Regions from separate parts of the Mus musculus genome. Here regions 2, 3 and 4 are each linked to region 1. A link is a loop called in an ENCODE intact Hi-C map of the cell type or tissue named here. Cell type or tissue: heart. All regions are shown on one strand. Region 1 holds the start of Gm40167 (a long non-coding RNA gene). Region 2 overlaps Ttll7 (tubulin tyrosine ligase-like family, member 7). Region 3 overlaps Prkacb (protein kinase, cAMP dependent, catalytic, beta). Region 4 overlaps Ttll7 (tubulin tyrosine ligase-like family, member 7).

What was found. Peaks named below come from ENCODE experiments on the same cell type or tissue, not always from the same donor. Only the 100,000 strongest peaks of a DNase experiment are listed, where the experiment ranks them.
Region 2: it touches region 1 in a loop (14-fold over the local background); 19 of 42 quality-filtered maps call a loop at or near these places.
Region 3: it touches region 1 in a loop (7-fold over the local background); 25 of 42 quality-filtered maps call a loop at or near these places.
Region 4: it touches region 1 in a loop (10-fold over the local background); 29 of 42 quality-filtered maps call a loop at or near these places.

The regions. Positions count from the first base shown.
Region 1 is chr3:146,341,256-146,349,255 of GRCm38, reverse strand. It overlaps Gm40167 (a long non-coding RNA gene), which reads right to left and starts at 2,822. Exons shown (of 2, transcript XR_867699.1): 1 at 1-2,822. In heart, CTCF peaks have their summits at 3,881, 5,236 and 5,446 (motif pointing left); no DNase peak of the experiment used is centred here; H3K4me3 peaks cover 439 bases; H3K27ac peaks cover 499 bases.
Region 2 is chr3:146,941,823-146,949,822 of GRCm38, reverse strand. It overlaps Ttll7 (tubulin tyrosine ligase-like family, member 7), which reads right to left. Exons shown (of 21, transcript NM_001357217.1): 16 at 5,615-5,817; 17 at 4,595-4,729; 18 at 2,165-2,245. Among named protein-coding and RNA genes, the nearest start is that of Ttll7, 93 kb to the right of the region's middle. In heart, a CTCF peak has its summit at 3,719; no DNase peak of the experiment used is centred here; H3K4me3 peaks cover 475 bases; H3K27ac peaks cover 253 bases.
Region 3 is chr3:146,779,740-146,787,739 of GRCm38, reverse strand. The region is part of intron 1 of Prkacb (protein kinase, cAMP dependent, catalytic, beta); the gene reads left to right. Among named protein-coding and RNA genes, the nearest start is that of Prkacb, 29 kb to the left of the region's middle. In heart, CTCF peaks have their summits at 3,893 and 4,970; a DNase peak (open chromatin) is centred at 6,439; H3K4me3 peaks cover 547 bases; H3K27ac peaks cover 275 bases.
Region 4 is chr3:146,911,929-146,919,928 of GRCm38, reverse strand. It overlaps Ttll7 (tubulin tyrosine ligase-like family, member 7), which reads right to left. Exons shown (of 21, transcript NM_001357217.1): 9 at 6,541-6,699; 10 at 4,140-4,234. Among named protein-coding and RNA genes, the nearest start is that of Ttll7, 64 kb to the right of the region's middle. In heart, a CTCF peak has its summit at 4,898 (motif pointing right); a DNase peak (open chromatin) is centred at 4,908.

The DNA.
Region 1 (8,000 bases):
CCTGGGTTCATCTTGCAACAAGATACCACTAAGCTGTCCTTTGTGCCATGCTGAAGTGAGATAGACCATTCTTCCCACGTTTGATCAGCATTGGCCAAGCATTCCCGGTATGTGCTAGGGTGGGGCAGCTCTCATGGACACAGAACTTCTGAAGTTGGCTTTCATCTGCTCCTTCCTTCCATCCCTGGAGCCTATGGCCACCCACTATGCTTTAACACTAGGGAGAGCTGCACCCGGCTTTGTCTGAGTTCTGCTTTAGACTTGGAGCCATAGACAGCGGGAGCTAGGCAGGGCTTGGAGCTGTGTGGTCCAGCCGCTCACCATCAGCCCATGCTGCTGTAGGTAATCAGAGTGATCTTGCTTACTTCACCAAGATGGATCCACCAGAATCTTTCTTGGCCAGTCTGCAACCTTCTTATTTCTGAGAAAAAAATATTTCTTTGATGCCTCCTCAGGAGAATCACCCCCCACCCACGATGTCCCCAACACAAACGATAAACCCTACATCATGCAAAGTAGGACCTCACTGGATCCTAGTTGAATCTGTGTCAGAAGCAGAGTTTACAGACTCCTAATAGTGTGGCATAGCTGGAAGTACGTCAAAAAGCTCTGAGCTCTGGGAGGTTCTAGGTGGTTCTCTGGCACAAATACTTCATGACTTTCTTTGCCTTGTATGTTTGCCTCATGGGTCATATTCCTCAGAGTGTTGCCATCAAGCCCCCCTCCCCTCCCCGATTTTTTTGCTAGCTATGGGAAGATCTGTGCGTACTTAAACTGGAAGAATAATTGGGACCATTTTGATGTGATACCAGGCAATATTCCTATTTGAGAAATAAATTTATGCTTAGAACAAAACTACATTTCAAATAGTGTCAGTGATTTACACCTTCTTGGGCTTCAGAGAAAATCTGAGCTTAACAGAGATCTTCTCAATTCTAGGAACGTTCAGCATTGCCACAGATGTACCATGGTAAGGGAGCTTGTCTCCAGGGTGAGAGAAGGTTCACATAACAGGGCTGCCACTATCACCCTTCACGCTGAAGACGTACACACAGTGTGATCCAACAGCTTCCAGTCTAGTCTGCCCTGTTGTAAAAGGCTTCTCACGTCCACTGTATTGATGGCCTGACCCGCTCACTAATGGACTGTGATGTGTGGTTGGAGAAATCCTGCAGCAGGAGAGGGGAGGAGTGGCCGCAAGCTCAAGACTAACTGGAAGCTGAGACGGCTGCTGGGAAGGAAGGTTTGGGGAATGTGGTGGGATCTACATCCAAGATGTACTACTGATCCATGGAAGCCTGGGGCGCTCGGAGGAGGAGCTGGGCTGTCTGGATGACGAGATGGTGGAGATGTCCGTGCTTGTAGGGAGGGTGTGGAGCAAGAAAGCCCTGTGTTCTTTCTCTCTTTCAGTAACACGGTGTGATCAGGAACAGTGCCACCCTGCTCTCAGTGGAAGGATCTCTGCCATCCCTCGGGAGAAGCTCCCATTCCGGAGATGAAACTCCACAGTCAACTTCATGACACTCTGCATAGTCCTGACATTTCGACTGCATCTCAGTAAGTCCCTTGAGGCACATAAGTGGCCAGGCCCCTCCCCCGAAGACCATGACCCACCAGGTTCCACTTACAGACATTAACTGTCCTAATGGCCAGCCCCAGCTCCTGCCCTATACAGTAAAAGGCCCAAGCGTCAAACTAGAACTCTTGCCACTCCCCACCCTGGAAAGCCCTGCCCCTAAGCAATCCTGTACAACCCCTGTCTACTGCAGTCTGCTGCTTCTCTCCCAAGCAGAGGTTGCCTCCCTCCTGGGGTTCTCCCTCCCAACAACTCTCTTATGTGAGGGTTGTTGCCCCCTGCCACTTGGTGGTATTCTTGGTTCCCAACTCTAAGTGCCCTGGCTCCGAACAGAAAGGCTTCCCTATAGAAGTGTCCCAGCTCTCCTTCAGTTGCAGGCGAAGGATTCCCTTATCCAAGTTCTGCTCTGAGAGGTATCCTAGCAGTTCGGAGACACCATAAAGGAATACCATAAAGCATAAAGCCACGCTGTACAACAAACCTCACACAAGAGATTGTCGGGAGGGAAAAACCCAGGAGGGAGACTGCCTCTGCTTGGGAGAGAAACAGCAGGGAACTAGGCAGAGCACAGGATTTATATATAGGATTTGGGGTGGGGGTGGAGCTTTCCTGGGTGAAGGTTTCCAGAATGAGGATTGGTGAGATTTCAATTCCTGAGCTTGGGTGAGCTCAGGATTGGTGGGTTTTCCTGTCCAGGGACTGGTGGGTTTTAGTGTTTAATGATTGGTGGGTTTCTGTGGAAAGCCCAGGCAGGGATTGGTGGGATTTTGTTTCTTGGCCCTGGCCTTGGGATCGAATCAGGATCAAGTTTGTCCTTTGTCCTTTCATTCTTACACCAACATCCAGGACACCTTTTCATCCAACCTGCAGTACTTACACTCTCTCGACCCTGACGACACTAAATCCACACCTCATTTTATATACATAATACTTCCTAAAATTGGGATCAGTTGCAGTTCGTATCTGTTTCCATCACTGACAGTAAACATCATGAGGGCAATACGGTTTTACTCACTGTTGTACGCCCCTGTCTGTGACTGTGACTGTGACTCACACACAGCAGGTACTTCGTCAGTATTTGACATGTACAAGGAAGAATGATGAAGATCTGTCACCAGTGTTCTGTGCCACATAGTTGGCACTTTCACACTCCTTACCTTCTCTGCCTGTCACTTCAGCCAGCCATCCCTCCCTCCCTCCAATCCATCCATTCAACCATTCCCTCATTCCATCATCCCAACCCATCCCTCCCTCTATGCAAACAACCATCCATCCATCCGTCCATCCATCCATCCATCCATTTATCCATTCAATAATCCCTCCCTCCCTCCATCCATCTAAGCATCCATCCATCAAACTAGCCCTACCCCCACCCACCTGCCAGCCATCCCCCCTCCTTCTCCCATTCCCTTTTCACTTATCCAACACTCTCCTGTGTTGCTGTGCCAATCAATGTTATTAAGACGGGTGAGGCTACCCTGCCTCCGGATCTGAGAGACTGCTGGTGCAGCAGCCATGTAAGAGTAATGACAACAGAAATTGGAAATGCCACAAAGAAGGCTACTCCCCAAATCTCTGCTCTCATAACACCAAATGCTTTGCTTCCCTCGAACTTTTAAATTGTTTCACCCGCAGTGGCTGTGCTGCTAGACTCCATGGCCTAAATCTGTGTTGTGACAGCAGCCATATAAAAAGTATTAAATTGTTATAATACTAAGTAGGCTTTTCAAAATGTTTACACACACCAAAAGCCACAAATAATAAACAATTCACAAAGGAAATGGGGAACAGTTCTGTAGTGTGAAGCACAAACTGTGCAAATTGAATAGCCCCACCCCTCATCCCATGCTTCTCTCTAGCTAAAAATAAAGAGATCTGACCAGAGCCTAAGGTTTCTTTTTCTCCATGAGCCCTGACACGCACAGCCTTCTTTTCTGCCTGGTGCTCAATCCCTCCACCCCTTAGGCTCAGCCGCGGGTCTCAGCCTAATAATTCATAATGAAGATCTTCCCGCACCTTGTATAAACGCAGACTCCATCACTAATGGCACCCTTCCCTTTTCATCCACATCTAACCACAAGCTTAATGTTTCTATTTATTTACTTATCTCTCTTTCTAGACTGTGAACGTCACCGGCTGCTGTTCACTGTGACTCTGTCCCAAGAGGTTTTCACAGTCTCGGCACAGAATAGTCATAAATGCGGTTTAAAGACAGGACTGTTAGGGCGGCTCAAAGGAGGAGCAGGGAAGCCCTTTCTCTGAGGCGCCAGACGGAGGCGTAGGCAGCGGTGGAACCACAGCGACCCCACGCTGCGGTTCTGGGAAATTGTCATGTCCCAGAAAGCGCTCCTCACCAGACTTCTCAGGCCTTGGAGGGAGGGTTATTGGCATTCTAGCATGGCTCTTAACCCATTAAACTTGATTCTTTATTCTTTTCCTTAATTAAAAAATTTGAAATCTGCCCTCGAACATCTCCCCACAGAGAAAGACATTTGGAAACATGCTGTGGCTCAGACTGGCGTTGCTATGGTAACAACCCCGCAACCATTTTGAAATCTTACATTTTCAGATTTCTATGCTTTAAAAATTCCTGCTTACATCTGCAGTTGCTTTTTTTTTTTAAAGCTTTCCTTCCTTCGATTTATTGTATTTACGTTGTTTCACCTTTTAAGTTGTTAAATAACATTGTTCAAATTCCTCAGCTGGGACTGGTGAGGCAGATACACAGCCCTGGAGCCTTCGTGGTAGAAGAGGGCTGCCTCCCACAATTGTCTGGCTTTTACACCTCTGCAAATCAATAAGTGTAAGAAAAAAGTCAAAATTGCCCAGGGAGCCAGCAGGAGGCTGTGCTGCTCAGAGAGAGAGCACACATTCTGGAAGAGTGACTGCATTGTACCCAAGCGTTCCCGAGAAGCAGTTGGAAGTCAGTTAGGTTCTAATCCACTCAGGCCTGGAAACTGCTTTCGCCAAGTCCTGCATTCCTGGCATTGTCCACCCAGTGATCTGCTGCCACCATATTGCGTGCCAGTACTGTGACCCCCGACTGCCTGTTGCACACACTTGTGTCCCATCATTACTCACCCCAGAGGACAAGAAACTACGGGCAAAGGAATCAGAGCATTCGGCACTTAATTAGGACGAGTCTAGCACGAATCCCCTGAAGGCTGCCCATCCCCGCTGTTGGGAGGAACATTGTCAAAGACCACTCTGCTAATGACCAGGGGTCCTTCTGGGTCTGGGAAATCAACTGTTGATGTTGTGTGATGTAGGACACTGTAAGAGGTGGAAGTGTTATAGTGGAAATACTGGGGAAAAAAAAGCCACAGAAAGCTTTCTGATGATTTACAGAGATATGAGATCCAATGAAAAAAGAGTGGGAGGAAGCCAGATGTCTACATCTTCTCACATACAGTCAAGTGGGCTGCCTCAGCCTTCTGGAAGCTTCCTCCCGCAAGGCCCAAAGCCCTGATGTCTCTTTTACTAGTGGTATGATTTTTTTTTACTCCACCCACTTCAGATTTTATTTTTTAAAAATAACAAGTAAGTGACGGTTGTTTCATTAGAGCGCGTGTCTGGTAGAAAAGAAACCCCATCTCAGAATGTACACTGTGAAAGCAGCTCTCTCGTTTTACACTCACCTGTCAGGAGCTTGCCTTGGAGCAGTTTGGTGAATAATTACGTATGTGTGCACACAAACATGCATAGTGAGGTGCACTTCAGCCACATATGATTAGGTGTGTATGATTCAACCTAAGGATCGCTTCAGAGTGCAGTTTATACTGTTACCTTGAATTGGAGTTTGAGTCTTAGGTCCACAGAGATGTGCTGTTTCTGGAATCTGACTCACATCTGCCCTCTACTGGATCCTGGCCTCCCTACACTCCCCTCCCATTTGTTGGTCCATGTGGGGCGTCTACATCAGAGTTTGCACTTTGCCTCAGCCTTTCTGTTGCCTTGCCCTCCAGCCCCACCTTTAAAGGAATTGAATGATGGACATAAGGGATGGAGGCGAATCCTAGTTTTTTATTCTGTGGTGGACTTCGTGGGCTTCTCATTTTTGGTAGTGGATAGAATACATAAAAGCGTATCCCACGGAGAAAATGTAAAATCCAGGGTGAAGTGCCCCAGCTTCAGAATGGCTGTTCTAACCACATAGACATTCATTGAGATACATTGACTTCAGTTCTGGTTGACTTTGGTGTATCATGTTTATTTTATTGACAAGTTATTTTTGTAATGAAGGTAAATAATCAAGGAGATTTAAAGCAAAGCTGTGGCACTGAGCATATTCCTCAGAACCAGTTTATTTAAGGAAGGAGCAGCCCCTCAGTTATTATGGAGTCTCAAATGTCCCCTACCCGCTCACATGCTTGAACTCAGCTACTGTAGCTATTTCCAGAACCTTTGACACTATGGAATTTGTAGGAAGTTGGTCAATAGGGGTGGACCTGAAAGGTGATAACCACTCTGGTTTTCATTAGACTCTCCACTTCCACCCAGCTCTGTGCTATGGCCAGCCACAGGGCACTTCACCCTCTGTCAGGGACCAAGCTACTACAGTCACTATGCTTTATCCACTGTGATGGACTGAGAATCCCCAAAACTGTGAGCCAGCACCAACCCTTCCTCCCTGAGGCTGCTTCTGACAGATACTTGCTCACAACAACAGAAGTAATGAATGTACCTCGCCTTGTCCTACTGTTACTATGTATCCCACTTTGTAACTACAATGTTACAGTCTTCCATTGTGTGCCATTGTCTCTGGACACATTGTATCACCTCTCTCTGGCTTGCACCTCTGTGGGCCATGTGCTCACCTGAGCTTTTTCCACCAATCTAGTTGCCACTTTGCTGTTTTATCACCCAGGCTTGGCTCTTTTAGTACTAGGATTTCCCAGATAGACACAGTCAAACACACACAGTGTATGTCTTGTGTTTTTTTTTTTTTTTTAACTCAAGATAGCTCTTTGCCTTAAGAATCAAATGAGAAAGCAGTGTTTCATTGCAAAGAGGGTGCAAATGGCTTCATGATGAAGTTACATTGTTCTTTGTTTCCAAGTGGAATTTTAAGGTCCAATGACTTGTAGATCTTCTTCCCTCTTCCCCTATCCAGCATTTCCTTCACATTCTTCATTTTTACCTACAAGTCCCTTCATAATGAGAGAGGTCTTTATTTGGGGTGTAGCCCTCTGCTAGACACAGTGCGGGATATGGAAAAGCCATGAGGCCAACTCTTTTAAAAGGGTGTTAATTGGATTTTCCCCATATAAAACCCCCCATAGCATTTTATTTCCTGGCTTCGTTTCTCACAGTCAACTTCATTCGCCCATTTAATGCAATTTGCTTCTCATGATAAGATTCTATTAAGTGATTATTAAGACATTCTGAGTTCCTTCAGCCAAGTCCGCCTATAATCATTACCTACCTCCTGGGGGTGATGCGAGGTGTAATTAACTAAAGCTCACTATTACCTCGCAGCATCCAGAACTACAAACAGAGACCATTTGACACAGCAACCCTCCAGCTCCTGAACTCACTCAGGCAGCAGGCATGGTGCAGCCTGTTCACATTTGCATAAGTCCCCAAGATCTGTGCTGGATGAGAGTCAAGGTTGAGTGGATTATGTGAAAACAGCATACTGGAAATTGCCTGTCTTTATTTATATCAAATAGTATCCCTAAGGGTTGATTTCTTTTCGTTTCGAAACCATATTATTTAATAGTCCTAATCTTAGTTAGTGTTAATTAAAGAAACACATACAAAACTTCCACTGGTAATTGAAATATGCTGGAGCAAATCATCTAGCTTTACCCTCAAGCCTTTCATTCCAGTCTCCCAAATTCCTCATGTATGTGAATCACGGGACTGGCACCCAAAGCCATGTAATGTTGAAAGACAGAGTGGAGGGCCTTGGCAGGGAATAAAAACAACAAACCCACAAATGGTAAGGGATGGCTTCTCACACCTACTCCAAAACTTTCCTAAGAACTAAGATATAGAAATACAGAGAGGGAGAAATAGAGAGAATGAGCTAGCAACAAAAGAAGTGGGAGACAGGAGGGAGAGAGGGAGGGAGGGAAGGAGAGAGAGAGAGAGAGAGAGAGAGAGAGAGAGAGAGAGAGAGAGAGAGTCCAAGCAGCTTAAATACTTTACTAATGAAACTGCTCAATTCAAACACCACAAGTTCCAGGCCCCGGGTGTGTGTGTGTGTGTGTGTATGTGTGTGTGTGTGTGTGTGTGTGTGCTCTCATAGTGAGCTGGTTTAAAGTCCGGGGAAGATGAGAGGCATTTAATTAGGAAAGGGAGGCGAACTGTTTCAGTAGGCACGCAGACAACAGCGAGAAAGACACGGATGGCATCCTTATAATAAGGGATCAGGCAGAGAAACTGAGAAAAGAAGCAAGAGTTCATGGGGCGTTGCAGT
Region 2 (8,000 bases), 600 kb before region 1:
AGATCTCACGTCTTCCGTCACACCCTGGGGCCCTTCCTCTCCCCTCTGGTTATAATAACTGTTCTTGGTGGGACCAGACCTCGGTTTCCCAAAGAACTTGATACTGCCCCTCCCTGTCAGTGGTTGTTCCAAACTATTGTCACCCATGCGCAAATGAGGAGTCTTCATCGTTAAGGCAGAAAGGAAAAAAAGAAATCTTACTCTCTCCACATTACCACCACTTCATTTTGTCTCTTCCCCCAGCTCTGAAAAGTGTCTGCACCAACTACTGCTTTTTTCCTCTTCGAGACTCACTAATAGAATTCCCTCAGACTGCTCAAAATTTGACTGTGGTCACCACTAACCTCCATGTTTGCCTAAAACAACAGACAGGTTGATGCTCTACCCCCAGCAGCAACTTCCAGCACAGTACATCAGTCTGTGGCTGAGGTAACCTCATGTGGCTTCAGGGACCCCCAACCCCTGCTGTTTTCACTGGGCACCACCTGTCTCTTCTCAGTCCTCTTCAGAGAATCCTCCCACCTCCCCATTCTTACCTGCAGGAGTGGCCCCTGGGCTCACAGGGTCCCAGAAACTCCAGTCTTCTCTTACAAACTTTCGACATAGTCCTGTCCAGCTCTATTCCTTGAAATGCCTTACAGCCTCCACATCCAACCTCAACTCTGCTCTCAAACCCATATGTACATCAAAAACACTCAATATCGTCACTTGGATAGCTAGTCAGTACATCTACCTAGCATATGCAATATCAAAGCACAAAAACAGGGGGCTGGAGAGGTGGCTCAGTGGCTCAGAGCACTTGGTCTTGCAAGAGGACCCACATTCAATTGCTAGCACCCACATGGAGGGTAACACGTGTCTGTGACTTCAGCTGCAGGAGATAAGACACCTCTCCTGACCTCTCTGGGGTCCTGAATGCACATGGCGCAAAAACATACACGCAGATATATACATATATGCACGTAAAATAAAGTAAGCATTTTTTTATGTGTATGACTGTTTTACTTGTATGTATGTCTGTGCACTGTGTGCATGCAGTACCCTTGGAGGCCAGAAGAGAGTGTGTGTCTCCTGGAACTGAAGGTTATGAGCCTCCATGCGGGTGATTGGAATAGAACCTGGGACGTGTAGAAGAGCCACCAATGCTATTAACTGCTGAGCCATCTCTCCAGTCCTTAAAATAAATACTTTTAAACCCACACAACAGGCCTGCAGAATCCAAGCATCCCTCCACACCCTAGCTGACCAGTCCTGCTTCTTGCCTCAGTTGCCCTAAAAACCATCTCACCACTTTCCACTCTATGCCACATTCTCTCTTCTCAACTCTAGTCCCCTCCAGTGGTTCTGAGTCCTTTCAAGTTACTAGTCAGACTACAAAAGTCTCAAACTTTTCCAGTGACATCTCATTTACTAAAGTAAAACTCTTTCTTCTCGAACCCCATAAAGTCTCAATCTGAGCAATGACCCACCATCCAAATTCATCTCTTATAACTACTGTATCACTTATTTTCCAATAAAAATTTATCATGTAAATAGATTAATAAGTAAAACTGTGGTCTATCATCCATATACACATCAAACTAATTTTTATTCCATGATCTTTGTTCCTGCTCCCCGCTCTGCTGACACACTGATTCACAGATATCTGCTGTCACACTACTCACAGATATCTGCTGACACACTACTCACAGATACATGCGGACACACTACTCACAAATATCTTCTGACACACTGATTCACAGATATCTGCTGACACACCACTCACAAATATCTTCTGACACACTGATTCACAGATATCTGCTGACACACTACTCACAAATATCTTCTGACACACTGATTCACAGATCTACTGACACACTGATTCACAGATATCTGCTGACACACTACTCACAAATATCTTCTGACACACTGATTCACAGATATCTGCTGACACACCACTCACAAATATCTTCTGACACACTGATTCGCAGATATCTGCTGACACACTACTCACAGATATCTGCTGACACACGGTCCTAAACCTTGTCTAACATATAATAGGTGCACAGTGTTTGTTGAAGAAATAAGCAAATAAATGTTCATATGTAAACTTGTTCTGAACTTAAATAAACATTTTAGCTTAACGAACATATAAATGGCCAAGTGATCTTCATGTGCTACTCACTTTCCGTTGTTTTACAGAGTCCAATTTTATGAGCCAATATGAAGCCACTTTTGTTTTATAATGCTTCCAGTTATCCATGATCTATTGGGGGAGAGAAGTTAACAAATTTAGGCTAGAATGCTCACAGAGAATAGTGAATGACCCTGTTATCCATGACTGTATTCATCCGTGCAGTGACAGCACTATGAGAGCACTACTTATAATAACAATTCTACCATTCATAGAAAGATACCTGCAGAGATTTAGACAAGTCAGAGGTTCTAAACCTGAGCCCATTTCTTTCTCTCCAGTAAGAGTAATATCACTCAGAGAGTAAAAGCCAGAAATCCTTGGATACACACATTTTAGGTAGGACTCCAACACAGATTTTTCTATCTTTACTCACAGGGCTGTGTTACCCACATAGTGATAGAATATTGAACAATACATTCAAAGTCAGCCTATATTCAATTAGAGTTCTACTAGCCCTTTGTTTTGTATTACCTACAGAATTCTACAGAATTCCTCAGTATACACCCTAGTAATGGATACTGTAGCAAGCATTCAAGTCTGGAACACAGCAGAAATACAGCAAAGAATCTAATGCCTGACATTAATTATTAATTACGTTTCATTGATTGTATAAGCCTAACAATCTTCTTTATGGAAGAATCGCAATAGCCACATACATTAGTGTCTCTCTCTCTCGTTTTCTAATTAAAAACAGCAGACCTCAGTGGAACCAAGGTGATCGCTCAGTGGCTAAGAGCACTCGTTCCTCTTGTAGGGAACCTGGGTACAATCCCTAGCACCCACTTGGCCACACATAGTCTATGACTCCTGTCCTAGGGGCTGTGATGCCGTCCTTGACCTCTGAGCAGCGGGCACACATGTGGTGCACATACACACACGGAGGCAAATATTCAATAAAAGAAATAAATTCGAGAAGAAAATATCAGATCATAAAAGACAGACAAAAATGATGTGCCTGCTTCAAAGTTACTGGCTTTTCTTAGAAATAAACATTATCAAAGTGAGTGGAAACATTTCCAGGCTGGCGATGAAGCTCGTTGGCCAAAGATGCTTGCTGCCAAGTGTAACCTTCTTCTAATCCCTGGGACCAACACACATAAACACACTAAATAAAAAAAAATGTAAAACATATCTATCACAATGCCTTATAAAATTTTCAATTTTCTTTTGTTGTAACAAGCTCCCTGACAAACAGCATCTAACTTTCACTTTTGAAAAAAAAAACAAAAAACAAAACAAAACTTAGCACAAAATTCAAAAGACTTGGATACTTAACGATAATTCTCTAATAACAATAATATGATGCCGTTGCAGATTTTTGCAGCAAGAAATCTTTCTCTTGTTTCGTTATTTCTATGCACTTGTTTCATATCATTGGATGAACAATAAGAGGACCCAGTGAGAGCTTTGGTTCTTATTCTACATATGACCACTAGATGGCGCCTTGTCTTCTGGGGAAAAGAAAATCACAAGCCACCAACCCGACCCTCAAAACGTTCTGTGGCCGATGGATGACCTAACTGTGGGCATTTATAAAGCGTGTTGGGCGGATAAGAGAAACCTTGAGTGAAGAAATGTTCTTCCATCAAACCATTCCCGTGACCTTGGATTTCTTTTTAAGAGAGGAGCAAGTCCTGACTGCGGAGCGTTTGAACATCTGCCACCCAAACGCTCCACTAGGTGGCGGGCGTGAAAATAACTCATCCAGGCTGTTTCAAAACGTGATTTTCCAGGCATCACCTGTAATTCATCTTGACATTTTATACCAAGGCGCTATTTTCATCCTGTCTCTTTTCATCTTAAGCTCTTCAACTTAGTTTTTAAATAGAAGAGTTTACCCTGATATTTCTTTGATCATGAAGAACAGTTATTATTTGATGCTAATTATTCTTACTTGAAAGCCTTATTATATGATAAAATGTTCCTAATAACTAAAATGAATTCTTTTACTTTGTAAAGTTTCTGGGGGCTAAAAGCAATATCAATTACATTTCCTATTCAATCAATTATAATTTGATCAGAAAATACATTTTTTGTATGTGTGTAGATGTATAGGAGGCATGTGTGCATGTACATATGTGTACAATGCACATATATGCTGGTGTTTATGTGTGTGCACATGTGTGTGCATGCATGCCTGTGGAGGTCAGAGGTCAGGCTTGAATGACGTTTCCCTGGGAGCTGCGGCTCACCTCTGGGAACTCTCAGGAGTCTTCCTTCCTCTGCCTTTCCAGTACTGAGGTCACAGCTGCAGGCCACCATGCCAGCTCTTTATGTAAGTTCTGAGGACCCAGCCTAAGACCATGCTGGCTCAGGAAGGGTTTTACCAACAGATCTATCTCCCTGGTCCCAGGCAATACATTTTAATGCTCTCAGAAGAGTAGACAGATGCTCTTTGGATTTTATACAAATACTCACATCTTCTATCAGGAGCTCCGACTCTGCGTCTGACTTCCCCGGAAAGCGGATTCTCATGTCCTTGAGGACAAACAAGGTCTGACTGGTGAGGTCGTCTTCCTGCTCTTTGGTTTTCAATTGCCGCAAAGACTCGTTCTTAAATTTGAAAGAATACAGACACATGGAGGGGGTCTTATTCCACTGTACCAGTATAATGTGAAAGATAGTTTCAGGTAAAAGGGACACATTGTTAATTTTTTAAGTGGACATTTATTTGCGAATGTTTAACATTAAAATGGTTATTATTTGTAAGAATGTCTTTTGTATTTTCTCCTGGTTGTATTTTATCTTGCTCGGGATATAAACATTACCTATGAGTAATTCAAAAGGACTTCCTAATTTGTTTCACTTGCCACCGATTCTTGGATTGGATAGTAAGATCAGTCATCATTATGAAGGGAGTGAATTCAGTTATATCTCCAGAGTTCTCCCACTGGAAAGACTCGTTCTTAAATTTGTTAATGTTAATGAAACAGAGACTTTATATAACTCTCTGGTCTAGCTCCAGCAAAATATAATAAAACCACCGACTTTCTCAATTGTAAATTTCTCTAGTTTATGCTGAAAAGGAGATATTCCTTGTTAATATAATCTGCAGAAAGCATTCTAAACAGCATCACGCCTAGGCTCGATGAGTAGAATTTTTTAAACCAGTTTTTAAACTATTGGAGTCTAAAAGAGGCATTTTCCATACACTAATTGTGCTTGTTTCTATAGGAGATTGAGATATTGCAAGAAAAAGAAACGTGTTTATAAAAACGATTACCAACAACGTTATCCTCCTGCATCAGGAAATGATTACCAACAACGTTACCCTCCTGCATCAGGAGATAGAGAACAATGCAGTTTCCCAGGGTCATGACTGAATTACAGAAGGGATTGGGGGTTCCGTCTCCCCATCCTCTCAGCTGATCCCCTCTCCAACTGCATCGAGTACAGTGTTCCTCAACTTCAGAAGGACACAACCCACTGATAGCTTACCAGAGTGTTGGTAGAGCCGGTGTCACTGCCGTGAGGCAGGTGTCTCGCGTAGGATGAAGCGCGGTTTAAGGAATGTGACCGGGACGCTGACGTTGGTCTTGCTAATGGTATCACTTGTTGAGAAGAAAAGGGGCGCACATCCCCTCTGGAAGGTAAGTGAGCAGAGATGGACCGAGGGCAGCTGACCGAACGCCTCATGGAATCTAGCGATGATGGAGAAGTGGTGCTGTTAGTACGCTTTTCTGCCTAGTAGGTCTCCACAGACTAATGCTTAGACCCCAGTGGTGGCTGGGTGACAAAGGTCAAGTCTAGACACCATCGCTAGGAGAGAAGTTCTGGTGTGTAAAGAACACTTCTGCTGGGAAAACACTAAAGAAGACGTCAGTGCTAAGTTCTCCAAGTGTGATGTTAGAGACACAGAAGGAAAGAGACAAACACCCATGAGCATATAGGTCCTTCTCTTTGATGTCACTCTTATAGAAACCTGGGCAGAAGGGGTGTGTGTGTGTGTGTGTGTGTGTGTGTGTGTGTGTGTGTGTGTGTGGAAATGCAGGAACACATATGCCACAGCACGCGTGTGGAGTTCAGAGGACAACTACAATTTTCAGTCCTCGCCTTCAGCCTTGTTTGAGACAAAGTCTCCTCATCGTTCATCATTTACTGCTGTAGATGCAAGACTAGTCGGACCCCCAGCGTACAGGGAACCCCCTGTCTTCACCTCCAATCTTTCCATAGAGACACAGGAGCTACAGACATGTCACAGCACCCGGCATCATCTGAGTTCTAAGAATCCAAACCTAGGCCCTCACACTTGCATGGCAAGCACTTCACACACTGAATGATCTTCCTGGCCAGGAAAAGGGATTTCTATTGTCTAGACTATCAGAAGAGCCTTCCCAAAGTCACACAGCAAGGTGGTGGCCAAGGTCAGCCAACACCTCAACCTTTTGAATGCTAAAAGCCTCCGCTTCTTTGTAAGTCCACAATGCTATCTACTAACCTTGGGTTAAAACTAGCTATTAGAGTCTCTGTGTAGGTCAGAAATTAACCATTTTAAAGTATCACAGAAAAGAAGAAAACAGAACAGAGAGTGGCCAGGGTAAATAGATAAGGGACAGAATTCAGGGCTTCTTATGGAAGTCACAGAACAGAACAATATGAAGGTTATTCTAATGTAAATAATAATTCACTATTAAAAGGGCTGCAGCAAAATTGGTAGACTTACACACACACACATACACACACACACACACACACACACGGAGTGGGGGAGGGAGGGAAGGAAAGAGGGTGGGAGAGAGAGAGAGAGAGAGAGAGAGAGAGAGAGAGAGAGAGAGAGAGAGATTTCAATAGCAAAAGATTTAAGTGAAGAAAAAAATGAAGTCAAAGAATAAGACTGTTATCAAAATAAATATCTAAAAAAATCATCAAATATTTGCCCTTGTGCATGCTGGGAACACTGATGAAAGAGAAGCAGCATCCCTGGTAAGCTGTGGCTCCAGACCTGGAAAAAAGAGAGTTGCTCAACACCACCAGCATTTTAATCTTTTCTTCTGCTCATTTTTCTAGATCCTCTATCCTGGGTTTGTTCTCTGCTTGGAGAATATGTCAATCTCCATTAGTTAAATAAATTACTAAAACTCACATGAAGCCGGGTTGCATACCCAAAGGTCTCTCTTCATCAGCTGTTGAAAAGAACCCAAAACTTCATAAATGTGATAGATATAAATGTAGGTTTAGATGAGCACTCCTAAAAGATACTGTGAGTGTGTGGTAAATGTAGTATTGTTTCTTTATGTTCTGGGGAGAATAAAAATACATACTCATCTAAGCTTTAGAAGATGCTGTTTAAAAACAAAAGACTTTTGCTGCAAGTCTTAGCATCTTTCTGTATTTGTAATGCACAGCACTTTTTAGACGCACACTATATGGGAACATGTCACTGGTCAGTCTACCTTTAAAAGATATTAGTTACAAAGGTCACATAATTGACATACAACAATACAAAACTCATGGAAGGAGGAAGAAGAAGAAGAAGAAGAAGAAGAAGAAGAAGAAGAAGAAGAAGAGGAGGAGGAGGAGGAGGAGGAGGAGGAGGAGGAGGAGGAGGAGGAGGAGGAGGAGGAGGAGGAGGAGGAGGAGGAGGAGGAGGAGGAGGAAGAGGAAGAGAATTCTAAACCATATACTCCCAGCTACACTGTTGGTCTTTCTTTACAGGTCTTAGGTAAGGATTGAATAATGAGAACCTGCTCGTGGGGTAGAAGGAAAATATCATCGTCTCAGTCACCTTACTTTCTCCCTTATCACCTACATACCTGGAAATTCAGACAAGAAAACTAAAGTAGTTAGATACACCGGTGATTCTGAGTAGATTAGGTTGTGACTT
Region 3 (8,000 bases), 440 kb before region 1:
GTATATTCTTTGCCCAGGGAGTGGCACTTAGGAGGTGTGGCCTTGTTGGTGTGTCACTGTGGGTGTGGGCTTTAAGACTCTCATCCAAGCTGCCTGGAAGCCAGTTTTCTAGCAGCCTTCAGAGGAAGATGTAGAACTCTCAGCGCCTCCTGCCCAGTGCCTGCCTGGATGCTGCCATGTTCCACCTTGATGATAATGGACTGAACCTCTGAACCTGTAAGCCAGCCTCAATTAAGTGTTGGCCTTATAAGAGTTGCCTTGGTCATGGTGTCTGTTCACAGCAGTAAAACCCTAACTAAGACAGAAGTTGGTACCAGGCTCTGGGGTACTGCTGTGATAGGCCTGACCATGCTTTTGTTTGGAAGAAAGTGGATTTGGGGACTTTGGATTTGGAAAGCAATGGACTGTTTTAAATGGAGCTTAATGGGCCATCCTAGAAGGAATATGAAAGACTTTGTTGCTAACAGTGATTTGAACTGTGGAAGCCTGGCTCTAGAGGTTTTTGAGGAGAAGAATTTTAGTATGTGGCCTAGAGACTGTCCGTGTGATATTGGTGAAGAATGTGGCTGCTTTTTGCCCTTGTCTGAAGAGTCTACCTGATGCTAAGGTAAAGAGATTTATATTAATTGCAATGACAAAGGAAGTCTCAAAAAAGCCCAACAGAGACTTTGTTCTCTGGTTAAGTCTCATGAAGTGTTTTGAACAAGCAGAGCAAGCTTAGAAAGGAAAAATATAAAATGTATGGTTCAGGTAATAATAAAAGGGCACCAGGAAGTGAAATGCAGCTAAATCCCGAATTTGAGGAGATGAAGAGATTAAGGGAGTGCTGATCTCAGGGTAAGACTGTTTGGAGTTGAACAGGAAATAGTTTGGACTTTTAATCTGGAACGAACTACAATCCAGAAATGGAGAGCACACTTGTGATCCGGCTCTTGGAGCTAGAAGACACAGACTTTTGATCTGGATCTTGAGGAACAGTGGCCCAGGCATGGTGGTGCACACTTTTAATCCCAGAAGTCAAAGTAAATCAGATCTCTGAGTTCAAGGCCTTCCTGAGACAGAGAAAGTCTTAGGTGAAGAAAAGCTTAAATTCAGGCCTTTAATCCCAGCATTCCAGAGACACAGCCATGTAGATTTCTGAGTTAAGGTTAATCTACAGATCAAGTTCCAAGACAGCCAACTTTAGGCATTGAGGGAGTTAGAAAATCGAAAGCTGATAATAGAATAAGGGAGGGGTGGGCATGTTCCAGATTCAGCGGCTTTGGCTATGGGGCTTGGGCTTTAGAGTCAAGAATTGAAGGGACTACTGGGACAATTGCTGCTGGTTAGCTGGAGCTAAGAAATTAGCAGTGATTAAGAAGAGACCAAATCACTGAGGTGAAATATTCTGGTAAATTTTTTTCTGATAGCACAAAGAAGCTGTGTTCCAGAGATACCCAAGGTTGTACCTTGTGCTGCAGCAGGACTTAGTAATGTACCCAGGTGGTACTGGGTTTGAATGTATGAAGGGGTTATGGATAGCAACTGAGGCTTGGCACTGAGAGGCCATGGAAGGCCATTATGAAGGTGCAGCCTTAGTTGCAGTTAATAGCCAAGGCCTGAAGTGGTCATGCAAAGAACATGAGGTTTGCCACCATGAAGAGAGAGTCTATGAGAGGCTATTGGTGAAGCTTAGTTGCAGCGGAAGACCCCAGCAGATTGGAGATGCCAGTACCATGGGATGACCACCAAGAACAACAGAAGCAGTGAAGTCAACCAGAGCCTAGAGTACTACAGAGAGCAGAGCTGGAGATGTGACCCCAAGCCTTTTGGAGGATCATGTGTGGATCCTAGACACTGGAACAAGAAGCTGTGAAGTTCAAGTTGACTTAGAGACCCCAAGATGTTCAAGATGCCAGAGCCATGGGCTATCTGCTGAGGAAAGCTGCTAACAGGGAGTGGAACCAGCTCACAAGAAAGAAGTTTGTTGCAGTCAACAAAGATGAAAAAGGAGTTGGAGATCTGCAGACCATTTTGCCATCAGACTTGGAGATGTAGAGTTTGGAGTTTGCCTAGTGGATTTCCTGTCTTGCCTTGGGGATTACAGTTAAGTGATTGGATGAATCTCAGAAGAAACTTTGGACTTTTAACATTTTTCAGACTCCTGTAGTTTATGGGAACTTTGGAAGTTGGACTAAATGTATTTTTTTATTATACTTTGGCTAGGTATAACCCCCCAGACTCATGTGTTTGAAGAAGCCAATGGGGACTAAGGAGTGGAATCAGACTTTATGAGTATGCTTGGTCCAGGGGGTGGCACTATTAGAAGGTGTGACCTTCTTGGAGTAGGTGTGTAACTGTGGGTGTGGGCTTTAAGACCCTCATCCTATCTCCCTGGAAGACAGTCTTTTCCTGTTCCTTTAGAATAAGATATAGAATTGTTAGCTCCTCCTACACTGTGCCTGCCTGGATACTGCCATGTTTCCCTCCTTGATGATAATGGACTGAACCTCTGAACCTGTAAGCCAGCCCTTATAAGAATTTCCTTGGTCATAGTGTCTGTTCACAGCAGTAAAACCACACACACACACACACACACACACACACACACACACACACACACACACACAGAGTGCAGAAAGGTAATGGAATGGGAGTTAGAAGATTTACACTGTAAGATTTTAAGTTGACTGGCAATTCTGAAGCTTCCAAGTCAGTATGGTATGTGAAGGGACTTGGCACAAGTTGATAAAATAAAAGACTAAGACCCAGGAGTAGATACATATATTCAGCCACCTGAATTTTAATAGGTGCAAATGAAGTTTAATTGTAAATGGATATGTATATTGTTATAAATCTACCCAATGGAATCCTTACTAAAAATATGAGCTATTCAGACTGTGTAGGTAAATGCCAGTCACTGTGCTATGCTACATGAATTTCACTTGCTGTGTAAATCTATATTTACATAACAAGGTCATGGCTGTGTCATTTTTCCTCCACGTGAAAGCATTACATACTAAATATGATCCCATGTCTTCCTTAATCTTCAGACTTCTGTACATAATTTTGCTAGGCCCCGGTGTGTTTGCAAACATAGATACAGATATGAAACTGAAAGGCTTCAAGATCTGTATCAAGATACAGATACAGATATAAAACTGAAAGTCTTAAAGGTCTGTATCAAGGTCCGACCATCTGAAGGAAAGCATACACTGGCAGAGTCTCAGACACTTGGCAATAGGTCCAACAGCCCATCTTGCCCACCACCACTTTCACCTCCCTCCCCAGCCAAAACTGAAACTGACTTGAAAGGTCCTTCTGGAGAGTCAGCTCATGCAGCCTAAGGGCTTTTTCCTCTTCTTGAAGTAGGCGTGGTCAGATGAGCATGGTGCCATAGTCCTGCTGTCCCAGTGCTCAAGGACTCTGAGACAAGGGATCTCAAACTCCAGGCCAGCCTTAGCAACATAACAAAGTCCTGTCTCAAAATACAGTGTTTGAAATATCTGAAAATAAATCTTGTCGGTGTAGTTTGTGTTTCGAATGTTTGAGACCCCTGGTTGAGTTCCCAAATAGCATTGAGGTGGGTGGTGGGAATCACATAATATCAGTGTTGTTATTCACTTGTAAAGACTATAGGAGCCTTAACATCACAAATGCAGATCTCACATGTGGTAAAGTATTTAGCAAATATATTGCTGATATTTGCTATTTCTGTGTGCAAGCCTGTATACCGTGTGTGTGTGTGTGTGTGTGTGTGTGTGTGTGTGTGCGTGTGCGTGTGCGTGTGCGTGTGTGTGTGTTCCATCTCTTGGCATTCACAGCACGTTTACCTTCAGAAACTGCTATTGTTTCTTGTAATTCCAGTTTAGCTGGAGCTGCAGTTGTTTCTGTCAGGCAGTAGATGCCAGCAGAGTTCTTTTAAACTAAAAAGCAAGTCTCTGGCACCACCATAGCAACAGCTTCCTGTCACACTACTACAGACAGATATTTTAAAAATTAAATATTCTATGTTTTGCAAGGTCTTTTGAACAAAAGGAACCAGTTTTATAACCAACAACAAAAAACTATCAAACATAGCATTTTCAAGATACTCAGTTTAAGTTTACCTTTTTGATATAATAATTTTAAATCTTATGTATTTTAGTTAAATGAATCCCTGTGTTGTTGTTTGAATGTGGGACTTTATTTAAGCAATATCAAACAAAGGTCTGGCTAGATGTCTGTTAAAAGGCATAATAGCTGACATACTATGTTTAGTTAGGTTTGGCAAGGAACCACCATGGGAGTCTTATCTGGGGAGGCCCATGCAGCAGAGATGAATGCAGGAGCGTTTTCAGAAATCTACCTTTGCACTTAATGAACAGAAAAGAATGAAATCAAACTTTGACTGTAGAAAACCTTGAAAGGTCCAATAATATCACTTCTATTTTTTTTTTTTTTTAAGAATTATTTATTTATTATATGTAAGTACATTGTAGCTGTCTTCAGACACTCCAGAAGAGGGAATCAGATCTCGTTACAGATGGTTGTGAGCCACCATGTGGTTGCTGGGATTTGAACTCTGGACCTTCGGAAGAGCAGTCGGGTGCTCTTACCCACTGAGCCATCTCACCAGCCCATCACTTCTATTATTAACTATAAATTACTTAATGCTTACTAGTGTATTTACAATTAGAGTCCTGTTATTAACAATAATGTTTTCTAGTATATGGTGATTTTAGTTAGACTTTTGGAGTGCTAAAAGTTATGCTTATATTCTTTATTAATCTTATAGTATATAATAATATGCATATATGTAATCATGTGCTCATGAATTCAAATAATACAACAGGAGCACAAGCTGATAGACAGCCAGTATTAGTGTGACGTGACAAGGGTCGTGGAAGCAGGACAGCTTCTTTCCTCGTTATGTAGCAGTTATGTAGCAGTGCTCTGCTGACAGCGCCACCACTCTGTGCTCAGCATGACAGGGAGCAGAACTCTCTCAGGAGAGCCAGTCAAGGGAACTGAATGCTTTCATCTGTTTTTTGCCTACTGGTCACTGTGTGCCAGACACATTTAGACACTGCAGGCTCCTAGTCTTTCTGTCTTGTAAGATATCTCCACGTGTTAATAGATCACTGATTACACACAGTTGACGATTTTAAAAGCAGCACATTTTAAGGTTGAATGGTTGGTCCTGTAGGTCCTGCTGTATGCTTGTCTACCCTGGTGGTATTACTCCAGAGAGTCACTGCAGGGTTTCAATGGCAGAGCTTTCTGCTCAGGGTCTCCCTGGCAGGCCTGCCTGTGACCTGCCTGGTACTGCTTATTTTATTTAACATTATTGTTTTTATTTATTGCATTAAAATACTTAACAGGAAATAGGAATTCAGATATGTTTCAGAAGGACAAAGACTTTTTAAACGTCTTTCCCTTTCTTTTCCCTCTTTTCCTTTATTTGAACTTCCAAAGAGAAAACCATCAATTTCTGACACGCATGATGTAGACAGGCAAATACTCAAAATCCTTAAATGCTACCTTTATCATGCAAACTGGACATGACTTTTTTTTTTATTGTATGTGATGTTTCTAAGAGATCCTTAAATTAGACTAAAGAAGCAGCGGCCTTCTGTGTTAGGGCTTTGACAGTCATTAGCCAAGCAACAGGGATTCTTTTCTCAGTTAAAATTTCTTGGTATGGCTAATAGCCTATAAAATTATAATAGATGGTTACTATATGATTTCATAATTCCAATCTGATTTCTTTTCCTCAAGCTTTCCAAATGTTAGAATGTTTTCAGATGTTATTTATAGACAGGCACATATCTATAAATAAATTAATTAGGCAGTATTGGTATGCTGTTTCTATAATTTTCATATGTATTAGCCTTGAGTCAGTGAGTTAGCAACTTTGATTCTTTTGAAATTATGAAATTAGCTCAGATTTTTTCTTAGTTATGACATGCTATCCATTGATACCTTTTCATACTAATGTTAATGAAAAGTTAACTACTTATAAAGATTCATACAGTCTGTCAGCTGACATCCTGTAAACTAATTCTAGCGTGTTACTATTTGGCCTCTGGTTATTTGCATGGGGTTGTAATACATGTTTAACTAGTTTTCCACATTGTCAAAAATACTTTTTCTCCTTCTCTGTATATGAACCTTTATAGTTACTGTGTTCATTCTCCTGCATATTAGTATCAGAACACTCAAACCTAGAACCTTTAGCAGATATTGCAAGTTTTAAAGTATGCATGTCTAGCAGAGATGAGGCTCGCTAATGTGCTGTTTTATATTAACAGGAAACAGCCACAGTAGTGGTTTGCAAACCCTGCTGACAGGAAGTTTAGCACATGCATAGCTCTTAGCGTCTTGGTAGGAAGTTGAGCTCCTTCTGAAAACACTTGCAGTTACTTTAAAGTGTAAATGCACGCGAATGGCAGCTCACAAAGAACTGTCCAGTGGCCAGCACAGTGGCACGCCCACCGCCCTCCAGAAGCTGGAGGGGTTCGCTAGCCGCCTGTTTCACAGGCACTCCAGAGGCACCGCACAAGAGCACAGGGCAGCTCTGGAAGATGACGGCCTTCGGGCCTCTGAGCACACTGCCTCATGGGACAAATCAAGTAAGTGGTTTGGTTTTGTTTTTAAACTGATACAGTGTAATTAGCAGCTAAAGTACTTGGAGTTTCAGGATCAAATGCAAAGAATCCAGTTTTGTCTTTTTTTGATTTGCATAAGGATTTTTTTCAGGATGGTGAGAAAGTTCATAAAAAATTAAGTTGAGCTGTTTTGTTCTTTTTTTAAATTTTATAAGTACCTAGGACAAATATCAATAACAAAATATCAGTGTTATTCTTATTTAATTCTATTCTATGTCACATGGTTTTTGTTCTACAGCATAAACAATGATCTGCTTACTTTTACATTTCTTTTATTTATAACTAATCTTATGTTTCAGAAGTGAAAAGAAACATTTATGTATATTGTATCAGGCTTGTCATCTTATTTAATGCATATGTAAAAGTCACTCGGAGTCTTACAGAAAAGGCCTTCTAATAAAAGCACATTATTCTATGTAAAATTTTATATATTTGTCACATGATGAACATCAAAATCTTACATCCTTGTATTTTATATCATGTATAAAATAGATTAAACAAATTGTGTAATATATTACATATCTTTAGGACCTGTTAAAATGTTCAGACTTAGACTGTTGTGTTAAAATGGTTTGGCATCTCTGATGGCAAGAAGATTAAAGGCTGAGTTCACACATAACAGCTGTATGCCTCCATTCCCATATTAGCTTGGACCCTTCCCAGGGAGCATGCAGGGGACTACTAAGAAGCAGCCGTTGTCCTTGGCATTAGAGCTTTTTCTACTGCGTTTACATGGTCATTAAATAGAACTAGGATTTGCCTCCTTGGATTCATGGATTGTAAAGCAGTTAAGTAAGAGAACTCATCTTTAAAATGAAAATGTACATGTAGATGGCTCTGGGGAAGCTCGGGCAACTGTTCTACAATGTCAGACTTGCTTTTTCACTCCTTGAAGCTACTTTAGGGAGATATGAAAAAGGGTGTATTTTTGTACAAAACCATTTTCATCAACATATTCTCTCTCTCTCATTCTGTGTGTGTGTGTGTGTGTTTGTATGTATGTGTGCATGTATATCTGTGTGTGTGTATGCATATATATATGCATGTATCTGTGTGTCCATATATGTATATATATATGTATATGTGCATGTGTCTGTGTGTACATATATGTACTTACGTGTGCATGTGTTTCTCTGTGTGTCTGTGTCTTTCTGCTTCTGTCTGTGTCTCTGAGCATCTCTATCTGCATATGTGTGTATGTGTGCGTGTGTGTTTATCTCTGTCTGTGTGTTTTCACACAAGATCTCACAATGCAGCTGCAGATTCAAGGAATTTGTAGCTCCTCCTGCCTAGCTTCCTGGGTGCTATGATTCTGACCCTGTACCATCATGCCCAACTTCCCAGAAAGATTGCATTACTTCAAGTTATCTT
Region 4 (8,000 bases), 570 kb before region 1:
CTAAGATCAAAAATTCAGGTGACAGCAGATGCTGGCGTGGATGTGGAGAAAGAGGAACACTCCTCCATTGTTGGTGGGATTGCAGGCTTGTACAACCACTCTGGAAATCAGTCTGGCGGTTCCTCAGAAAATTGGACATAGTACTACCGGAGGATCCAGCAATACCTCTCCTGGGCATTTATCCAGAAGATGCCCCAACTGGTAAGAAGGACACATGCTCCACTATGTTCATAGCAGCCTTATTTATAATAGCCAGAAGCTGGAAAGAACCCAGATGCCCCTCAACAGAGGAATGGATACAGAAAATGTGGTACATCTACACAATGGAGTACTACTCAGCTATTAAAAAGAATGAATTTATGAAATTCCTAGCCAAATGGATGGACCTGGAGGGCATCATCCTGAGTGAGGTAACACATTCACAAAGAAACTCACACAATATGTACTCACTGATAAGTGGATATTAGCCCCAAACCTAGGATGCCCAAGATATAAGGTACAATTTGCTAAACACATGAAACTCAAGAAGAATGAAGACTGAAGTGTGGACACTGTGCCCCTCCTTAGAATTGGGAACAAAACACCCATGGAAGGAGTTACAGAGATAAAGTTTGGAGCTGAGATGAAAGGATGGACCATGTAGAGACTGCCATATCCAGGGATCCACCCCATAATCAGCATCCAAACGCTGACACCATTGCATACCCTAGCAAGATTTTATTGAAAGGACCCAGATGTAGCTATCTCTTGTGAGACTATGCCGGGGCCTAGCAAACACAGAAGTGGATGCTCACAGTCAGCTAATGGATGGATCACAGGGCTCCCAATGGAGGAGCTAGAGAAAATACCCAAGGAGCTAAAGGGATCTGCAACCCTATAGGTGGAACAACATTATGAACTAACCAGTACCCCGGAGCTCTTGACTCTAGCTGCATATGTAACAAAAGATGGCCTAATCGGCCATCACTGGAAAGAGAGGCCCATTGGACAGGTAAACTTTGTATGCCCCAGTACAGGGGAACGCCAGGGCCAAAAAGGGGGAGTGGGTGGGTAGGGGAGTGGGGGTGGGTGGGTATGGGGGACTTTTGGTATAGCATTGGAAATGTAAATGAGCTAAATACCTAATAAAAATGGAAAAAAAAAAACGCAGCAATCACCGTCAGCAGCATTCACCGTTGGTGGACAATGATAAATGCAGGATCTGAGCTCCAGACGGGACCCGAGCCAACAGAACCCATCTCGATCTGTTTGTCACTTCATACGTACCCGGTTTGTGGACTCATTCATTCACAAGAATGAGTGAAACTGACACAATGGAAAGAGACATGAGACACAGCAGGGGGTGGGAAGCAGTGAACAGGAGGTGAGAGGGCGGAATGTGCAAAGCCAAACTCAGTGAGCCTGGCCAAGTGCCAGAGAGGCACAGGGAATCAACACTGGAACAGCAGACAAATGCCAGAGAGGCATGGAGGACCGACTCGGGAGCAGCATAGTATTAAACGCTCAGACCTATAGCCCATGAACTAGTCCTAAGTGAAAAGACGAGCATTTCATTTAACCTAATCTAATTCACAAATATTTCAGACCTGGGGGGCTCGTGAGACTGTGGTTGTCCTCTCTGGACTCAGTCTTTACGACTGTGGTAGAAGACTCCCAGGGGATGAAAACCTTTGTGCGAGAACTTGAGCATAGCACAGCTCAGTCTTCTCTGATTGCAGGAGGAAGGAGTTTCTCATTGGTTCTCATTGGTTCCACACATGGGGCCTGAGCAGGGCTCACGTAACACCTGTTCTCTCTGAAGATCACAAGCCTCGTGCTTCAAAATAGTGTGTGAGTTCCCACGCCCTCTGCCTGAGCTTCTACTTCGACAGCCTGAGCTACGGGCTCTTCTGAATTTCCTTAAGATAAAAACACACAGGCTGAAGAGTGGACTTGGAGATAGAGATGGAGGCGTGTCATAGGGAGACGACTGTAGCAAGATCTGAGAAAGCTCTAACTGTGAGGAGAATGCATCAAATTAGAAGTTAACCAGGCCCAGGAGAGACAGCACAGAGCAGAGCAGAGAGGAAGAAACGATGTGACAAGCCTTGCACAATGCAGACTCTGAAAGGGAGGGGAGGATTAACTCAAGTCAAAATAAAGATTGTTATTTATAGTGGAGGATGCTCTGTGTTCCAAACAGCAAGGAAAAGCATCCGCCTCGAGTAGGGAGCGGACAAACCATGAGCAAGAATGGGCAGGAGATGTGGAGAAAATAATGAGAAAACCTTCAGCCTAGCACGGCTTGGAGAACATAGGGAAGGATTAAGATACAGGAGCTATATATAAAGTTTCGTCACAGAAGCTTAGCCCTGGTATTTAACAATACCCCATTTGGGGTTCCTAAGAAGAAAGACAAATTACTTAAGGAGAGAAAAGCTCCCTCTGGCAGTTAGGTGGGAAAACGGAGCACTCTGGAGTCATACAGCAGCTCTGCCTGGGTGAGAATGAAGTCTGTAACACTGAGTACAAGGCAAGAAGTCCCCATGGTTCCTGATTTAAGTCACTATGATGTGCTCAGCACAAAACCAGCTCAGAAACACACGTGCCGTGTGCCGTGGTGCCCTCCACGGAAGAGGGAAGCCAGGTGTGCAGCACGCGAGTGCTCTAAGTATTAAAACCTGTGTTGCGTCCTGTGGAGAACAAGAAGGTATGCATGGAAGAACCTCCATGCTCATAGCGTTAGCAATGTCTTGCCCCTTAAATGATCTGACCTCTGAAATGACCGAGAATATCCACAGATAACTTCTGAGTCAGTATCATCCTTTGTAAAGCTAAAGATGCACCAGGGACACCCGTGGGTTGAACATGTGGCGCTGTTACATTTGAAAATTTCACGTAGAAAGCATCGCTGACATAATCTAAAGTCACGGACAGGGTACAATGCAGGTACGTGCACCTTCTGCCCCGCAACAGAAGCCAGGTGCCAGACGTCATGTCATTTTCTCGTCTTGCTTTCCCAGATAAAACTAGGTCTCAATAGCAACTGCTAACTGCTAGCAAATACTTTAAATAAAAGGATTCCTTAATGTATTCCATAACCTTTCAAGACATCATTGATTTAAAAAAAAAAAAAAAGGCGTAAAATCACTGGTCCATCTTCAGGGCCCTGTAGTCTCGGGTGCCATGAGCTGTGTTTCCCAAGGCAACAGTCGGGCACACAGCACAGAGCAGCTAGGTTAGATAGCTTCCTCTCTCTCTCTTTTCATTTTCCCTTGAGGACACAGGTTTGCTGTGTGTATCCAAAGCTGGCTTCAAACCCGCAATCCTCCTGCCTCCTCTAGTCAATCCCTATCAGAATGGGTCAAAGCCGTTCCTGTGTGATAGCATAACAAATACCGGGCTCCATGGCCCTGCGCCCTCCAGGCGGCTCGCCCCTGCCCCGGCATGTCTCCCCTCAGATCTTTCTTCCTACTGTCTGCCAGCTCATCTCAGAAGCAATGACATCTTTTCTCTTTTTATGGAAGCCAGACAGAGAGGAAAGACCCATGAAGGCAGAAATCCGTTATAAGGTTTCCCAAGTGGCTCTGGTGTGTAACTTTTCTCCAAGGAGAAGGAAGGTAAGTCAGAGGGTCTCCTACCACACCAACACCACGCCAACCTTGTACTTGATGGTAAAGACTGTGATTTAATGCAGTTACCACAGGTGCATAGGGCTGTGTGGGGCAGCAAACGCAGTGGACACAGGGAGATGAAAAGGTGTCTTAAAACACCGTAGGTTTGCAGGATAGCATGAAGAAAGCCGAAATGAAAAATACAAAATATAAGAGATTCACAGTGCAAAGTCAGTTTCTCACATGAGTGACTTATCTGTACCAAAGGTGGTGAGCCCCAGCCAGTGGGGCAAAGACTCACCTGATGTGTGTGGGACCCAGTGAATGTGGAGAAAGCTCACCTTGTACTTGAGGGACCCCAGAGAGTCGGATAATGCTCACCCAATGTTTGGGGGAACCACAGCAAGCAAGGAAGAGGGTCATCTGGTGTTTGAGGGAGTTCCACAAGTGGGGGAAAGGCTCACCCAATGTTTGGGGTACCCTAGCAAGCAGGAGAAAGCTTCACCTAATGTTTGGATGACCCCGGCGAGTGGGAAGATGTCTCACCTGATGTTCAGCAGCTTCAGCGCGTTTAGCAGAACCCCCCTTTTAACATCATAATCGATTTTCTGATCAGTTCCAAAGCTTGGGGCTCGATTAATCTGAAAATTACAGAGAAAACAATAAGCTCGGTTGAACGTTGGAGATCAACACCTAATCCAGTTGTGTTTCATAAATGTATGTGGGATTTCCAGTCATGAATCTCTGAGCTCTCTATGGAAGATGCTCTGGACCTCACCGCCATACCTGTCTTTCCATTACCCTAGGGAAAAGAACTATAGAAAACCATAAGCAAACATCTACTTTTCCACCCACAGGCTTAGTGTTAATTGCCAGCATTAAGCTGACCACTCTCTTCAACCACTGACTCTTCCCATCAAGTCTTAGGAAAGTTAAATGCAACTTACCTTGTAAGTTGGGAAGACCCATAATAGAGAGATTACCAACATAGTAATAGCAACACATGTGTGTATGCTTAGGATGCAGGAACCACCAGCTCCCTCGGTTCACCACCCAAGATCTTCCTGATGAATTCTATTGCTTCCTAAAATATAAATTTAGTTTCTCTCTACCTAACTCAATAGTGAAGCACTACCCTTCTGCAAGGATCGGGTCAATCCCTAGGAAAACATTCCTAAAAACACACTGGACACAATTTTCCATCCTGAAAATGTTCTCAGTGCTTGGAAATGTCTTAAGTTTGCCGATCATTGCCCAGATTCTACGCAGCTAGAAGTTCTCCTCCTCAGACACGCCCTCCACTTTACTCCACACGGTGGCGCCAGAAGGTCTTGAACGCTGCGGGTGAGACCCACAGCGTTGTCAATTGGCAGCAAGCTCTCAAACTGCACACTTAAGAATCTAAACGTGCGCTATACTCACAGACAGCAATGCTACGGGGTTTTTGTTATTAACTATTCTGAGCTGAGTAAGGTATAAACAATGAAGGATAAGGAGTAAAAATATGTTTATGAGGAGGTTTAAAAAGTCTGTAGAGTCCAGCTGTTCAGTAAGCTGTAACCTAGCTAACTCAAAGCTCCTATGGGCAAAGGCTTTTTACCAAGGTTATGTCACATTTTATAAAGTTCTTATTCCAGAAATCCTTTCATTTCCTCCTTTGTGAAGCATAAGAGTGCCTTCGTTCTTCTAGCCATCAAGGATAAATGACCAGGACAGGCGCAGAGGAAAAGTCGGCAATAGTCAGGGAATGAGTCCCAGGGTCAACGTGTTCAATCTTGGGAACAAAAATCCAGCCCTTCCTAAGACACAGTCAAGGACTCTTCCATTCAGGAATGGCAGATACAGAGGAGCCGAAATGACTCAGACAGGTCTCATTATTAGGGTCCAAGCTGGACTAAAATTCCAGCTAGCAGAAAAATGAATGTCCTTGAACATACAACACAGGCTATTTGCCCAGAATATATGAATATACTTCTCTCTGTCTCTCCCTCACTCCAATTCAAAATGTGTACTTTCCTTCAAAATACGGTTTGAATCACAATCTCACATAGCACTCATTCAGGTTGCTTACAAAAACCTGGAGACTATGATGCAATTTCTTACGTCAAACAGCTACCCTAAGAGGGGGACAAACCTCTGGAAGGAAAGGCCATGGTTGATTCTAGCTTCTGTGGCAGTAGGTTCCTTAAAATATAACTCCTTCTGGAAACACAGTTCAAATATGTGCTGCTTCCCTGACAGATGGCTACAAACAGTATGGAGTAGCCCCAAGAAGGCAGGCTCCTTCTGTGAAGCCAGATTGGGGGTCCCAGAGAGAACATCTGGATGGGGGTCAACTGGACAAAGAAAGATCCTAAGGTGCCTCGGGAGTAACACAGATAGATATAAACGTGACTGGGCAGGACATAAACAGAGATTGTTTGTATATTCTGTACATGGTTCCATATGTTAAGTGACATTTTATAATAAAATTAATAATGACAAGAGGGTACAGGCAGCAAACCCAAAGACACTCGGTTTTCAGAAATATCAGATGGCTGTGAGGGAGGATGTATGTCCCCTGCAGTGTTAAGTACTGGGTACTGAAGAGTGAATCAACAGAACCCTCTCTCTCCATGGAGTACTTAAAGACACAGTAAAGATGGGGGCCAGAGGCAGTGCCCACCCAGAGGAGATACAAGATCCACTGTCCAAGCAGCCAATAACTCAGCGTCAACAAGCCCACTCTACGGTAAAGTGGAGATTCGATAGAAAATCCTATCAGCCTTGGGAATGTTCTGGCCCTGGAATTTTCATTCACTCCCTTCCACATACTCCATTCAGGCCTCATTCCAGCCAGCAAGCTGGGGACACCTGTGCCAAGTACACATATGACAGATGGGTTTTAAACACATATAAGGACTGTGACGGCTTGATTTATTTTGACATTTCTTAGAGAACCCCTTACCTCCAGAAGCCATGGCTTGAGCTTTCTATCCAACAAGATGTCGAACCCCAGGACTTCGAAGCAGACACTTTCGCTCCCGGGGGGCTGACCGGGTCTGCACATCCGGTAGGCGTGCAGGACGTGAGGTTCTGCCACAATCAGAGTCTTTACCACCAACTCCTGTTGAGATTGTGATAAAAGGCATCGGCATGCTTTTTTTGGACATAGTTTCATTTTTAAAAATGACCTAGGGAAAACTAGCATCCTTGGTGGCTTCATGGCGCTCTTTGGCACCGCCCCCCCCCCCAATCCTGCTCTGCCCTCATTCCCCAACCCCAGCTCTGCTCTTTGCCCACCTATCTCTCTGCCACACTCTCTGAGTCTCTCTAGTTGGTGGCACTTCTTCCCACTGAGGCTCTGTGCTGTTCCATCTTCCTGGAGCATCTTCCCTTAGATTCCCATGCCATCCCAGACAGGACTTCCACAACCATCTTTGAAGCACAGGCATGCTTGAAATGCATCCTACTAACTACCTAGGGCATGCAACCAATGGATGCTTTTCTATCTGTTTGAACAAGACACTTGTACTTCTTTTTTTTTTTAACCATCCCAGTGTCTATAATAGGACCTGGCATTGGAGATGCTCAAAAGCATTTATAAACAAAGAAGAAGAAAAGGGAGCATAAGCTAGTTCTGTACAAATGGAGAAGAATTACAAGGAAGAAAAATTTGAGGGAGGGTGCAGCATTCCCCAAATAGCCTTTATTCATGGCACTGGCTTGTACTCCATAAAGGTTTCCCTGAGAACAGAATACATCCCAGCTATCAGTTCCCAGAAAGCACACAGCAGCTCACAATCATCTAACTCCAGGTCCAGGGGATCCAATGCTCTCTTTCATCCTCCACAGGCACCAGCCACATACAGTATACATACATACTCTCTCTCTCTCTCTCTCTCTCTCTCTCTCTCACACACACACACACACACACACACACACACACACACACACACACACGTTCAGGCAAAATACTCATACACATAAAATAAAAACAAGTATTTTTTCCAAGAGGAACCACACCATGGACTAGGGAAAGCAAGTGATTTTCCTGGCTTCTGCTTACATTGGCTTCTTAACTCCTTCTGTCTGAGAACGACAGCAAAGACCTTGACTCTCTGGGTCAGACATCACAGTATGCACCTGTAGTGGCTATTCCTGGTTGTCAACTTGACAATATTTGGAATGAACTACAATCCGGAATTGGAAGGCTCACCAGTGACCCTTATCTGGAGGCTTGGAGATCCTTATCTGGATCTTGGTTTGAAGATCTTGAGCCATAGTGGCTATGGATTCCAGAAGATTGAATCTCCGAGTTTAAGGAACACACCTTTAATCTGGGCTACTCCTTTCATCTGGGATTAAAGGTGTGGTGGAACACACCTTTAATCTGGGCTACACCTTCTGCTGGAGACAATATAAGGA